Linked DNA regions of Homo sapiens: all the other regions are linked to region 2. A link is a contact called in ENCODE Hi-C or POLR2A ChIA-PET data. All regions are on one chromosome and are shown on one strand. Each heading gives the region's core, a stretch centred on a gene start or an enhancer-like site at or near the end of the contact. The rest is flanking DNA. Distances are from core to core; before and after follow the strand shown. Region 1 overlaps GNA12 (G protein subunit alpha 12). Region 2 overlaps CARD11 (caspase recruitment domain family member 11). Region 3 overlaps GNA12 (G protein subunit alpha 12).

The links. Hi-C counts contacts between places; a loop is a spot of excess contacts on that map. ChIA-PET counts read pairs that join two places held with the same protein, here RNA polymerase II (POLR2A). Pooled maps may share reads with other maps.
Region 1: a loop to region 2 is called in a map with no recorded cell type, with 3 times the contacts of the local background. The contact joins two enhancer-like sites. A Hi-C loop is called at or near these places in 3 of 37 single-sample maps with no recorded cell type and 4 of 50 pooled maps.
Region 3: a pooled map shows a loop between it and region 2 (10-fold over the local background). The contact joins two enhancer-like sites. A Hi-C loop is called at or near these places in 2 of 37 single-sample maps with no recorded cell type and 8 of 50 pooled maps. POLR2A ChIA-PET finds 5 or more read pairs at or near these places in 1 of 52 experiments (activated CD4-positive, alpha-beta T cell).

What each region holds. Positions count from the first base shown.
Region 1 is chr7:2,732,570-2,737,262 of GRCh38, reverse strand. GNA12 (G protein subunit alpha 12) reads left to right here. Exons shown (of 4, transcript NM_007353.3): 3 at 3,762-3,812. It also overlaps a transcript of AMZ1 not described here. Among named protein-coding and RNA genes, the nearest start is that of AMZ1, 47 kb to the right of the region's middle. RefSeq lists an enhancer at 2,537-3,524. Within about 2 kb of position 2,467, at least 27 of the 41 ENCODE cell types and tissues checked have a DNase peak (open chromatin) inside an H3K27ac peak, as active enhancers do.
Region 2 is chr7:2,976,254-2,980,895 of GRCh38, reverse strand. All of the region lies in intron 1 of CARD11 (caspase recruitment domain family member 11), which reads left to right. Among named protein-coding and RNA genes, the nearest start is that of CARD11-AS1, 35 kb to the right of the region's middle. RefSeq lists enhancers at 1-697, 613-702, 698-1,429 and a silencer at 2,163-2,252. Within about 2 kb of position 2,360, at least 6 of the 41 ENCODE cell types and tissues checked have a DNase peak (open chromatin) inside an H3K27ac peak, as active enhancers do.
Region 3 is chr7:2,755,801-2,760,150 of GRCh38, reverse strand. The region is part of intron 2 of GNA12 (G protein subunit alpha 12); the gene reads left to right. It also overlaps a transcript of AMZ1 not described here. Among named protein-coding and RNA genes, the nearest start is that of AMZ1, 70 kb to the right of the region's middle. RefSeq lists an enhancer at 1,874-2,163. Within about 2 kb of position 1,795, at least 37 of the 41 ENCODE cell types and tissues checked have a DNase peak (open chromatin) inside an H3K27ac peak, as active enhancers do.

The DNA.
Region 1 (4,693 bases), core at 1,218-3,717, 240 kb after region 2:
GTGAGATAGCTCCTGAATGGGCAGATAGGGTTTAAAATTAAAAGGCCCTCTGGCCAGGAGCTGGAAGTTGGTGTTTGTTTTCTTTGTAACCACTCTCTGGTCCTTGATCTGTCCCTACTTAGACGCTTACATCTGAGACCAATCCACGGTTACCTTTTCCTCTCACTCCCCAGTGGGACCCACACATGGGCTGTCTTTAATGCACACCCTGTCAGTCTGTGACATTGACAGGCAGGAACTGAACCAAGCATGTGGGTAGAAAGGCTCCAATTAGGAGCAGAGGACAAGAGGGAACCAGAGTCAGCCCCTCATGTACTGATCTCGAGGGTCTGGTCCTGTGCAGGGTTGAATGATCTGAAGCTCTTTTCTCGTGGTCCTAAATTAGCTGAAGGAAGTGCGTGAGGCCAGCAGGGGTCTGTGAAGGGGCAGCTTGCTGTGTGCAGAGACAGAGGTGACGGGCGAGGCTGCTGCAGTGCCTGCCTGACGGTGCTGACGGAGTTCTGAGCGGCAGCAAGCCGAGCGTGTGTCTTTCTCCCACCGGAGGTGTGGGTGACAGGTGCTTCCAGAAACTGCTGAAGGCTGCAGGCCTCTGCAGAAAGGCGGTCTCCTCATGGGCGTGTGTCGGCCTAGGTCCTGCCCAGTGTCACGACATCACATCTGCCCGGCTGTGCCCAATACAGGTGCACAGGCCCCATATCAACCTGCTGCTGCTGCTTGAAACAGACAACCCCTCTTTCACTGCCACCAGCCCCTGCTCAGGTTCATCCCTTCTGTTGCTCGTGAGAGGACAGACACATTCGTGGGACAGTTGAGGCAGGGGACAGGCCCCTGTCAGGTGTGTGCTCAGTGGCCGCTGGCCCCAGCCTAATGAAATTCATTTCATTTAATCCGCAAGTCCAAGTTTGTGTTAATCTTGAGTGGTGTAGGTTTTTCACACCAAGGAGAGTCCCGAGAGCCCACTTTGGATCCACTCGTGTTTCTAGATCGTGTGACCGCAGCAGCCGTTGAGAGGACTCTGGGCTCGTCTTGGCAGGCACAGTGCCTCTTTATAAACCCACCAAGCGGTTAATTTCATGTGGACATCTCAGTTTCTGCCACATGCATTTTCTCTAAAGAAATGACTGAATTCTCTTAGTGTTGAAAATGCATGGGATTGTAAACCTGGCCCTTTTAATGAGCTGCTGCTGTAAGACTTGAGGAGTCCGTCGCAAACGATCGTCCCGTGGGCTGCGTGCCCAATCAGCAGGTGCATTGTCCAGTCTCTGTTGGTGAACCGCAGTGCACCAAACCTCAGGGACAGCAAGAGTGCGGATGTGAGTGACAGCGTTCTGGATCACACAGGGTTGCTCTGTGTCCCCTTCTTCCCTCCCCTCCAGCCCCCATTAGAGAGCTTGTGGCACAGTCCCTGGCACCTTACAGTTCAGTGGCAGCTTTCCCACGGACCCCCTGGGCTGTTTCTCGAGATGAGGCCGCCCTGACATGAAACTAGATTTGACTCCTCTCCTCCGCCACTCATGCAAGATGACCGAGAGTCACAGATAAGTTTTCCTGCATTCCAAGTAGTGATACAAATGCTGTGATGAGTTAAATGAGCCATCCTCATTCAGTCATCGTGGAGAAAGCAGCAGTGAGTGTTTGCTGTGTTGTGAAGTGCAGCTGGGGGACTGATTGCAGACTCGAGGGGTGTTTAGACTCACACCGAGGGAAACGTCCCTCCTGTTTTCTGCTTCCCATCGAGCTTGTCCTGATTGTGCCCTCTGTGGTGCTTTTCCCCTTGCGTCCGTACTATCTGGGCGGAGCACGTGTGTCCAGGGCTTTGTGTCCTGTGGTGATAAGAGCACTGGCTGGGGCATCTGTGCCACTGTGACTCTCCATGCCTGACCCAGCTAGAACCCTGCAGGAGAACTGCCTCTGCTTCCTTCGTGCCTGGTGCCACCACCTGCCTAGAAACGGGCAAGGGTGGCTTGGGCTGTGAGCTGCTGCTACTCTCAGCTCCCTGGGGGAGCCCGTGGCCACAGGAGAGGGAGGGACAGTATGCTGATGCTTCTTGGGCTTGCGTGGCACCTCCCGAGGCCCAGGGGAGGGCAGGAGAGCAGGAGGAGGCAGGAGAGAGAGGCGCTGAGGAAGGAACTTGTCGTAAATCAGGGAGTGAGTGCACCCAACGGCTTCTCCCAGCTGCTTCCTGTCAGGGTGTGGAAGGAGGCATGATGTGCAGAGGACCGGGGGGACTTGGCACAGCCACGGGAAGGCGGCTGCCCCACCGGCCTCACGCTGGCTTCCCACATCACGGGGGCTTGGCGAGGAAGGGAGAGAGCAGGCACGAGAGGTCAGTCGTGCCGGGCCCTTGGGGTACGTTCACCCTGGCACTCCCGATGCCTTCCCTACTGCAGAGCTGGGCCTCTGCCTGGGGCTCTAGAGAGCCGGTGGTCACGAGGTGCACGTGCTCGCCCCGTCCTGCCACAGAGGAGGAGGATGTGTGCTCGCTCAACACAGGCAGTGCTGGGATGGGGAGACGTGTGTTTCTGTCCCCTCAAACAAAACACTCACTTTGAAAACATCCAGAGGCCTTCGTTCTAAAGTAGGAAGGTGGGCTCCTCCCTGAAGGAGCTTCCTCTCTGCTTTCTCCCCTCAGTCTGTCTGGGACAGAGGAGGAAGAGATAGACTGAGCAGGTGCTGGCCGCCTTTCTCCATCCCTTACAACGCCACGAGCTTCAGCGCCATCACGTAGTCCATTCTGATGGCCTTCTCTCCTTAAAATTCTCCTGCGTCAGCTCGCCACATGTGTATGACCTTGCCCCTGTACATTTCCATGAGAACACAGAAAGTGACTGCTCTTCCCACAAGCCCTGATGTCAGGGCAGCCTGGAAGCCTTGACCCCGCCTGCTGGTGTCTGTCTTTAGAGCAGGGTTCAAAGTGGAATCTTATAGAAAGTGGTATAATTGGTTTTTAATACGCTACCTTTGAAGGGACTCATTGCGTGCCTGTTCATATGCGGGCTGCTCTGTGGTCGGTGGTTGCGCTCTCCCGGCTCCTCCCGTGCCCCGTGTGTGCCTCGCATTTGGCGGCTCAGCGCTTCCTGAAACGGGGTCCTGGGTGATTCCGCAGGGCCCTTCGCACTATGGAACACGTCTCAGATTGTATCGATGATTGGTCCAGGCAGGAGAAGACTGGCCATCATTCCACCACAACAATCCAAATGGAAGATTCCCCTGTGTTTGCTACTATAAATCAGGTCATAAAAATGTGGGAAGGAATAATGGACTCTTTCTAGAAACTGGAAGATGTTTTGCTAGATGCTCCTTTTCGTCAGGATGTTTTGTCTTTAAGGACAATGTCTTGGGTCCCTTAGGCCATCTTCGACAGAAGCAAGACTGTACCCAGGAGCCAAAATCTAAAATCCTATTCTAGCCTGTCCTTTGCTGGCCGCATGGCCAGGAGTGGGCCAGCCTTCATGTCTGGAAAGAGAGTCCCCCATCAGAGGGGCCTGCATCGCACCACACACCAAAACCCAGCAGCGAAAATTGAAAAACAGCCAGAATTTGAACCTTGGGGTTGGAGCTAAAGAACCTGCATTAAACATTTTCTTTAATGGTAGTTTTTTTATTTTAGAAAACACACGGACACTCTCTGCCTTTTTCCTTTGCTTTCCCATTCACACGGAGGCGAAATGCCACTGCTCTTACCCTGTTCAGTTCTTGTATTTGCCACATCAGGATTCCTCAGTCCAGACTGAGCTGTGAATATTCTTCCTTCCTGACAGGGGGAGTCGGTGAAGTACTTCCTGGACAACTTGGACCGGATCGGCCAGCTGGTGAGTAAGCACGCCCGCCCGAAGAAGCTGGGCTCCAGGGTTAGAAAACGTGTCCAGAGACCAAAGCAGTCCACGTTGTGAGGACTTTGGCTGGACTGACAGGCCGAGCTTGTTCTGTCACATTACCACGAATAGTACTGTAATGGCACGCTCTCACTTGGATCTGGGCCCCGTCTCAGTGGGGAGGGGAGGAAACTGCCTTTGCCCAGATCACCATAAAGGAGACAGACAGAGGAGTTCATGAGTGAAAGGAGGACTTCCTTTATCTCATGGAAAATTCAAACATACTCAAAAACAAATAGTCTAATGAAACCCCAGGCATGGCAGTTATCACTGATTACCAGTCTTGTTTCAGCAGCCCTCCCCCGGCCTCCGGGAGCAAATGCAGAGAATATTTTAGAGTGTACCTCAAAAAGACAAGACGAAAAATGACAACCGCAGTACCGTATGGCTCCTGAAAAATTGGCAGTAATTCCGTAATGTCAACCTAGTCAGTTTAGAGATTTTCCCTGTTGTCTCATTAATGTTTTCATGTTGATTTTGCTTTGTTTTAGCAGAGTTTGAATCAACAACCTAATAAGGTCATGCATTGCCATTGGTCAGGATCACTTAAGTGTTAATCTGTATGTCTCTCCTTTTTTTCTTTCAACTTGTTTATTGGAGTAACTGGATTATTTATCCTGTAGGGTTTCTTACCATGTGGACTTTGCTCTTCCACCCCTGCAGTGTTATTGAAGATGTTTCTCTGTCCCCTGCACACCCCGTGGGTGGTAGTCAGACCTCTAGATCGAGGCATGATCATGTCCGTGTTTGGTGTTTTGGCAAGAAGCTGCCTGAGTGGTGTGTGCACTCATCACGGGAGGTGTTTTGTTGGTTTTTTG
Region 2 (4,642 bases), core at 1,111-3,610:
TGCCCTTGCCTCCCTGCCCCACCGCCCTCCTGGCCCTGATGACAGACGCACCCTGTTCCCTGCAGTTTCTGCCTGCCCTGCACGGCCTGGGTCCCTTTCTGCTCTCCGAGCCTCCCCACTCCCATGAATGGAAAGTCACCCACAGATTCTGCTCGGAACAAAAAAAAAAAAAGAGGGAAGTAAGGCAGCCCACCCCCAGTCCCCACTTCTGCCCCCGCTAAAAATAGAGGCAGCATCTGAGTGGGGCGTCGGTGTAGGCTTCCGGGGGAGGTGGCTGCTCTCCCACAGCCTTGGTGTTTTCTGGGGAATCAACAGGAGGAGAGAGAATTTGAGAGGAACACGAGGAACCCCCAGGACCCAGCTGGCTCACAACCGCGTGAGTACGTTTCCCAACTGGCCGGTCCCGTGACTGAGGCCCGCGGGTGCAGCGCTGGTGAAGCCCTGTCCCTGGGGGGCTGCCATGGGACCCCCTCTCCCCAGCACCTGGCCCCCTTGTCCTGTCCGTGCCCATGTGTTTTCATGGCTTCATGCACACCTCTTTGCATCTCCTAATTTCCTAAACCAGATGTGGAGTCTCAGCAGCAGGTGCTGGGGCGACTGTCTCATGCCGTGGCTTGGATTGCACAGAGCTCCATGGATCCAGCCCGTAGACGCTCTCCATACATGCCCGGTGACCCACACAGGCCAGGATGCTCCCGTTGTCATGTGGCACTGGGTCTTATTTTCTTCTGACTGGGACAGTGCCAGGGGCCGGGGAGTGGGGCTCAGTGCGCAGAGTGTGTCTCAAGGCCTGAGTTGCCCGTGGCCCCCAGCTGGGTGGAGAGGAAGTGTGTACAGGGTCTGTTTCCAAAACGTGGGGCCTTGCAGCCTGGCCCTCCCCAGGTCTGGGAAGGGTTCGTGTTCCCCACCCCTCAACCCCGCAAGCACCTTCCAGACGGTTCCTCTGGGATCTCTTGAGATTGCAAATGCTAAGAAATGAGGCTGTGGCTCGCTGGTGTCCACCGGGGCACCAAAGGCCCAGCCCCTGCCCACAAACACCGGAGGACAAACCAGGCGACTGTGGGACAAGGAGCTTCCCAAAGAGACAGTAGGACTGGGGACCCCAAAGGGGAAGTTCCCCTCCCCCCGGGATCCCTGAAAGGGATCCGAGTAGATTCCTCAATTCCTGGTGAAACACTCGGGAATTTCTTAAGTCCTGCGGGCTTGAAGACCCTCGGCAGCCCCTTGGTAACTTTTGCTTGCAAGAGACTACAGCCTTTTTGGGGCTTCGCTGACTTAAGTGGTTTGAAAGCATCAGCTGGTCCTCAGAGACCTCCTTTAAAATGCAAAACAGAATAATAGGCTCTTAGTGTCTCTAGTTCACATACCGCGTAACGTCCGTCTGACAGCCCTGAGTGCAGAGATTTCGGGGTGACCCCCAGCCGTCACTGCCCGGCAGGTGGAGCCCCACCTGCAATATGCTCCTGTCACCTTAAATCCTGGCTTCCTAAGTGGGCTCCTTCATAGCTCCCTGCACACAGGGAAGAAGAGACAGATGATCAGAGAGCAGCCAGTTACCCCCTCTTCGATGCTAAGGAAACGCATTCTTAACAACCTCATGTCCATACTGATCGACCGTTTCTGGGTGCAGTTTTCACAGGTGCCTTATTTCATTATTGGTGATTGTATCATTTGGCACAAACGTAAGAAAGACTTCCCTGTTTGCATCTCATTTGTCGTCTTGCAGTTACACGGCGGGAGGGTACAGATGATCTCTGAGCCTGCAGAATCCCAGGGTCTTCTCACTGTTGCTGGGGAGCGTATTTCCGTCACCACTGTGGTGGGGGAGGCAGAAACCACTGGAAAAACGTGGCCTCATGTTTGCTGGTCTTGGATTGTAGTAGATAAAGTGCAAAGAAATGGCCACCCCAGGCTCCAAGCCCGACAAATTTATCTAAAGACGTTTTTACACAATAGAGGCATTAACAGAGAGGGTGGGGGCACACCACGAGAGTCTGCCCCCTTAGAAGAAGAAAAATCGGTGCATTTCGAGATGTGTTTGGCTCCTCTTACCTTGCACGGATAGGCGGAAAGTGTGAGTCTGAGTATTTGTAAGTTTCAAGATCACTGATGGGCTGGAAACAGGTGAGCCGGCCTCCGGGAAATTACCCAAGTTCTTCAGCAAGTTGCCTGCAGTCCTGGGAGCTCTCAGGAGAAGGGGCGTGACCAGAGCTGGTTGCAGCACCCCCACCCCCTGGCCGGACCGCCCTCTCGCTTTCTCAGCCTGCACCCGGTGCCCGCGCCACCCCCACCGTCTCCTCCCTCCGAGTTGCCGTTCTTCATTTCTCTTTCCTTTTCTCAGCTCTGCACCTGTGGGTACAACGTAAAACCCTGAGTTCTTGTTCCCTTTTCTGTCACAAGGCCTCTGTCCCGCCGTCCCCTCTTCTCCCACTCACCTCACCCTCTTTCTCCACCTCTGCTTCTATCTTGTCCTTTCCTTGACCCTGCCTCCTGTAAGTGCAGATCACAATGTCAGGAGATGGAGACCATCCTGGCCAACACGGTGAAACCCCGTCTCTACTAAAAATACAAAAATTAGGGCACGGTGGCGGGTGCCTGTAATCTCAGCTACTCAGGAGGCTGAGGCAGCAGAATCGCTTGAGCCCAGGAGGCAGAGGTTTTAGTGAGCCAAGATCGCGCCACTGCACTCCAGCCTGGCGACAGAGTGAGACTCTGTCTCAGAAAAAAAAAAAAAAGGCCAGGCACGGTGGCTTACGCCTGTAATCCCACCACTTTGGGAGGCCGAGGCAGGTGGATCGCGAGATCAGGAGATTGAGACCATCCTGGCTAACACGGTGAAACTCCGTCTCTACTAAAAATACAAAAAAATTAGCCAGGCATGGTGGTGCACGCCTGTAATCCCAGCTACTTGGGAGGCTGAGGCGAGAGAATCGCTTGAACCCGGGAGGCAGAGGTTGCAGTGAGCCAAGATCACGCCATTGCACTCCAGCCTGGCAACAGAGTGAGATCCATCTCAAAAAAAAAAAAGGCATTCCTGCAATTCCCACGTGGACTGTTGCCTCCCATGACAAGCACACGGCCTCCCTACAGCGCTCAAGTCCCAGCTTCCCCACAACCTGTCTCATCCCTTGGTGTCCCCTCCCCAAGACTGGGAAGTCTCAGGTCTTCACCAGAGATGATCAGAGCTTCCTGCCCAGGCTGTCTGGGGCTTGGAGTCACTGAGGGTTTGGGGCCTAGCCCCTGCTCACCTCGGCTCAAAAAATTGTAGCTGTTTTTATTTTAGTTTAGTTTATTTTTGAGACAGGGTCTTCCTCTGTCACCCAGGCTAGAGTGCAATGGTGTGATCATAGCTCACTGCAGCCTCAAACTCCTGGGTCAAGCAATCCTCCTGCCTCAGTCTCCTGAGTAGCTGAGACTACAGACATACCCCACCACGCCTGCCTAATCTTTTTATTTTTTTGCCCAGATGGGGTCTTGCTATGTTGCCCAGACTGGTCTCAGACTCCTGGGCTCAAGTAATCCTCCTGCCTCAGCCTCCCAAAGTGCTGGGACTACAGGTGTGAGCCACTGCACCCAGCCTGTTGCTATTTATTTATTGAGGTAAGATTCATATAACATAAAAGTCACCATTTTAAAATCAATAACCTGGTGGCGTCTAGTACATTCATAGTGCTATGTAACAACCACCTCTATCCAGCCCCAGGACAGTTTCATCACCCCAAAAGGAAACCTCATCCCCATTAATACCCACCCCCTCCTCCATCCCTGCCTCCCCCCAGTCCCTGGTACCCACGAACCTGCCTTCTGAATCTATGGATTTGCCTATTCTGGGCGTTTCATCTAAATGGCATCTTATGATGTGTGGCCTTTTGTGTCTGGCTTCTTTCACTGAGCTTAGTGTCTGCAAGGCTCATCTGTGCCACAGCAAGCAGCAATGCTTCTTCGTGCCTTTGTATGGATGAATAATATTCCATTCTATGGATAAGATGTCTTTTTTTTTTTTTTTTTTTTTTTGACAGTTTTACTCTGTCGCCCAGACTGGAGTGCAGTAGTGCAATCTCAGCTCACTACAACCTCCGCCTCCCGGATTCAAGTGATTTTCCTGCCTCAGCCTCCCAAGTAACTGGGATTACAGGGGCCTGCCACCACGCCCGGCTGATTTTTGTGATTGTTTGTTTGTTTGTTTGTTTGAGACGGAGCTTTGCTCTTGTCGCCCAGGCTGGAGTGCAGTGGCGCCATCTCGGCTCACTGCAACCTCTGCCTCCCGGGTTCAAGCAATTCTCCTGCCTCGGCCTCCAGAGTAACTGGGATTACAGACACATGCCACCACGACCGGCTAATTTTTGTATTTTTAATAGAGACGGGGTTTCACCGTGTTGGCCAGGCTGGTCTCAAACTCCTGACCTTAAGTGATAGGCCCACCTCCACCTCCCAAAGTTCTGGGATTACAGGCGTGAGCCACCGTGCCTGGCCTGATGTCTTTATTTTAAATGTCGCTGGAGTGAAGGGTTCAGGGCTTCAGGGACTGTGAAGGGAGCGGGGCAGAGAGAAAAGGGCCAGCACCTTGCTCAGCACCAAATGCAGCAAACAAAGCAGACTCCAAGTATCTCAGCCCCTCTCCCTCGTCATCCCATGGAGGAGC
Region 3 (4,350 bases), core at 546-3,045, 220 kb after region 2:
CGTCCATCACGTGGGGCTCTCTTTGTCCACACATCCAAGCTACACATTGCCAACAGAGGCCTTGGAGCTCTTGACCTTCAGTTCCTCAACCTTGACATCCTAGTGTTTTCATATTTTAAAAAATACTTTTAAAACTGAGTGTTCCTGTCATTTTTATGCATTTGTGGTCATGTGACAAAGCCACTGGTGGCTTCCAGCCTACACAGCCTGCTTGGCAGGAGCAGGTGGCAGAAAGCAGGGAGCGGAGCTTTTCAAAGGACCTCAGCTGGCCGTGGGGCTCTGAGACGGGGGCGGACAATCGCATTGGACGGCATCTGCACCCGTTGCAGAAACTGCCTGGAGGGAGCGGCCCAGCCCTAAGGACAGTTTTTTTCATGGCCTTCAGTCTGTGTTTTTTCTCTTTTGCTCTTTTTAAAATTCTGAAGTGTATACATCTCTCTCCTATCCTGTATGACTACAGAAGAGGGTCTGAAAAAATAGGCACAGCGTGAAACAGCATGAACAAACACCTCTGAACCTGCCACTCAGATGAAAAACATCAACAGTAATTCATAAACCCCATGTGAGCCACTACCGCCACCCCAGCGTCACCACTATTCTAGTATTTGGCTAATTATTCCTTTCCTTTTACTTGTCTTTTTACCACCTATTCCTAAACAGTAGTAACTTACCACTTGGGCATGTTATTTAACCACTTTGTCTCAGTCTTCCCATCTGTCACATGGACAGAACAGTAATAACACACCGTGAGTATTGTGAGAATGAAGGTGATATGGGGGAGGCCCTTAGAACAGTGCAGGCACATAGGAAGTGCAAGGTAGGTGTGAGTTCTTACAGCTAGCGCTTTGTTTCCTTTTGCCTGTGTTTTAACTTCATGTAAATAAGGACAGTATAACCATTTTATGACTTATTTCTTCAGCGTTATATTTTGAGATCCATCATGGGGTTTTTATTTTTATTTTATTTATTTATTTATTTATTTATTTATTTATTTATTTATTTATTTATTTTGAGACAGTGTTTTGCTCTGTGGCCCAGGGCTGAGTGCAATGGTGTAATCTCGGCTCATTGCAACCTCCGCCCCCTGGGTTCAAGTGATTCTCCTGCCTCAGCCTCCCCAGTAGCTGGGATTACAGGCGCCCACCACCACGCCCCGCTAGTTTTTGTATTTTTAGTAGAGACGGTGTTTCACCATATCAGGAGGCTGGTCTCGAACTCCTGACCTCAGGTGATCCACCTCGGCCTCCCAGAGCGCTGGGATTATAGGCATGAGCCACCGCGCCCAGCAGAGACCCATCATGTTGATACATGCGGTGATAACCCTCTCATATCCATTCTTCTGTGGTGTTCTATTAGATGAGTAAACTGCACTTGATTATCCACTGAACCAGAGGTGGGCACTGGTGGCTTCCAGCCTAGGGCTGTGACTCTGCTGTTAGGGGCACGCTGCTACACAGGCACCAACCTCTCTAGCACAGGGGTTCCTCCAAGTGTGCTGTGGGGGCCCCCGAGACCCTTTCAGGGGTTCCCCCAGGTTCCTTGAAAGGCTCCCCTGATTAGATCAGGCCCACCAAGATCACCTCCCTTTGGCTTAGCTGAAAGTCGCCCAATCACAGGAGATACGTTCCATCACACTCCAGCTTCCTCCCACGCTGCAGGGGAAGAAATTGCACAGGGCGTGTGTCATTGAGGCTCGTCTTAGAACCCTGACAGCACAGAACACATGAAACTGCTGAGACACTGTCTGCCCTTTACACCCTCTTTCATGTGCAAGCCTGCATTGGAGCTTTTCAGAGGCCACACGACGTATGAGGATGTCATCACTTGGATGGCGAATGAGATAAGTGTTTGCAGAGCCTTGTTTTCTTAAAGTGCTAGGATTACAGTGTGAGCCACTGCACCCGGCCCTAAAGCCTTGTTTTCTTAAAAGCTCTGAGTTTTCATTTCTAATACTGTAAGCATCGATAGTTGGGGAGATGTTGAGTTTTTGGGTTTTTGTCTTTGTTTAAGAATAGGATAGTAAAAATAGAGGGGCTTTCCATAAAGAGCCTGAAGCAACAGCTGCTGACTCATCCTGTTGGTTTTGAGTTAGGGAGTGACTCATCCCCAAGCAAGAGGTTTTCCAGACATTTATTAGGTCTGTAGAGCTTGTGTTCTGTGTTAACCAGGCAGCTACATTTGCAGGGGGAGGGAAGAATCATTCCTTATTATTGCTATTCTGATGTGGGGACAGCGAACAGGAGTCAGAGAACCACTAAGCTATTAAAGGAAAAAATATTTAAGCTGCCATTTAAAAAGTCAGGTTTGAAAAAACACATGTCTTCATTGACTCAGCAAGCGTTCAGTACGTACTAAGTGCAAGAGGTCCCTGGGGCTGAGAATGTGCAGGGAAGATGACATTTTCCTTTATGCTTCATGGTTATTTTGCCCTAAGAAGTACTAAAGGTTTTTTGTTGCTGGATGAAAAGATTACCACCAATTAGCAACTTAAAACGGCACAGATGTAATGATCTCCCAATGTGCTTGGGTCAGCAGCCTGGGCATCCAGAGTTCGCCACGTGCTCTGCTCGGAACCTCGCAGGCTGGTGCACCTGGCCGCGTTCCCATCTAAGGCTTGTCATCCTTTTTCAAGCTCACTGGTACTGGCAGAGTTCATTTCCTTGCAGTCCTCTGACTGATGTCCCATTTTCTTACTAGCTGGCAGCTCCTAGGGGTGCCCTCACTTCCTTGCCACGTGGCTCCTCCTCATAACACGGCTGTGTGCTTTCTTCTAGGTCAGCAGGAGAGCACCTCTTTTAAAAGGCCCACCTGACATGGCGAAACCCTGTCTCTACTAAAACTACAAAAAATTAGCCGGGCATGGTGGCGGGCGCTGCGGTCCCAGCTACTTGGGAGGCTGAGGCAGGAGAATGGCGTGAACCCGGGAGGCAGAGCTTGCAGTGAGCCAAGATCGTGCCACTACACTCCAGCCTGGGTGACAGAGCAAGACTCCGTCTCAAAAAAAAAAAAAAAAAAAAAAAAGGCCCACCTGATTAGATCGGGCCTGCCAAGGTCACCTCCTTTTTTCCCCCGCCTTGGGACAGAGTATCGCTCTGTTGCCCAGACTGGAGTGCCACTGGCACAATCACGGTTCACTGCAGCCTCGAACTCCCCAGCTCAAGAGAACCTTCCACTTCAGCCTCCTGAGTAGCTGGAACTACAGGCATGTGCCACCACACCCGGCTACTTTTTAAATTTTTAATAGAGATGAGGTCTCACTGTGTTACCCAGACCAACCTCAAATGGCCTGGGCTCAAGGGATCCTCCCACCTTGGCATGAGCCACCATACCTGGCCCAAGAGCACCTCCTCTTTGACTAACTTAAAGTAACCAAATCACAAAAGTGATGTTCCATCATATTCTCAGGTCCCTTCCACACTCCAGGGAAAGACAGGGGCGTCTGTCATCGAGGCTCATCTTAGAATTCTGACAGCACAGAAATCTTTTCCTAACCCAAGATCACACAGATCCTCTCCTATGTTTTTGTTTGTTTGTTTGTTTGTTTGAGACAGGGTCTCACTCAGGCTGTAGTGCAGTGGCACGATTGTGGCTCACTGCAGCCTCGACCTCCCGGGCTCAAGAGATCTTCCTGCCTCAGCCTCCTGAGTAGCTGGGACTATAGGCGTGTGCCACCACACCTGACTAATTTTTAAAAATTTTTTGCAGAGATGAGGTCTCACTCTATTGCCCAGGCTGGTCTTGAACTCGTAGGATTATAAATGTGAGCCACCATACCTGACATCCTATGTTTTTTTCAGTCTAGTTTTAGTGATCCAGTTTGAATTAGATTTATATAGGACATAGTTAGAATCAATGTCCTTTTTTGATTTTCTGATCCTCCAAATGAGAGTTTTTTTTAAGTTATGTGCAGATCACCAGTTTTTCCAGCACCATTTGTTGAAAACTTTTCCTTTCCTCATTTGAGTTGCCTTGTCAATTTTTTATAAATCAATTGGCCATATATGTGGGGGCCTGTTTCTGCACTCTCATTTCTATTCGGTTGATCCATATTACTTTTCTTTTGCCGATGATAAACTCTGTCACTTTCTAGCAAGTTGAAAGTTGGTATTATGAAAACGTTGTTCTTCTTTATAAAATGGTTTGTTATTCTGTGGTGTTTTGAAGAGATAAATTTTAAAATGAGCTTGTCAATTTCTACCAAAAAAAATGCCTGCTGGGATTTGTATTGAGACTGGTATTCAATCTAGATCAATTTGGGGAGCATAAACAACAATGTTGAATCTTCCATTTCATGAATATGACATAACTCTCCAATTATTTAGGTTTCAAATTTTTTGCCCAAGTGTTCTT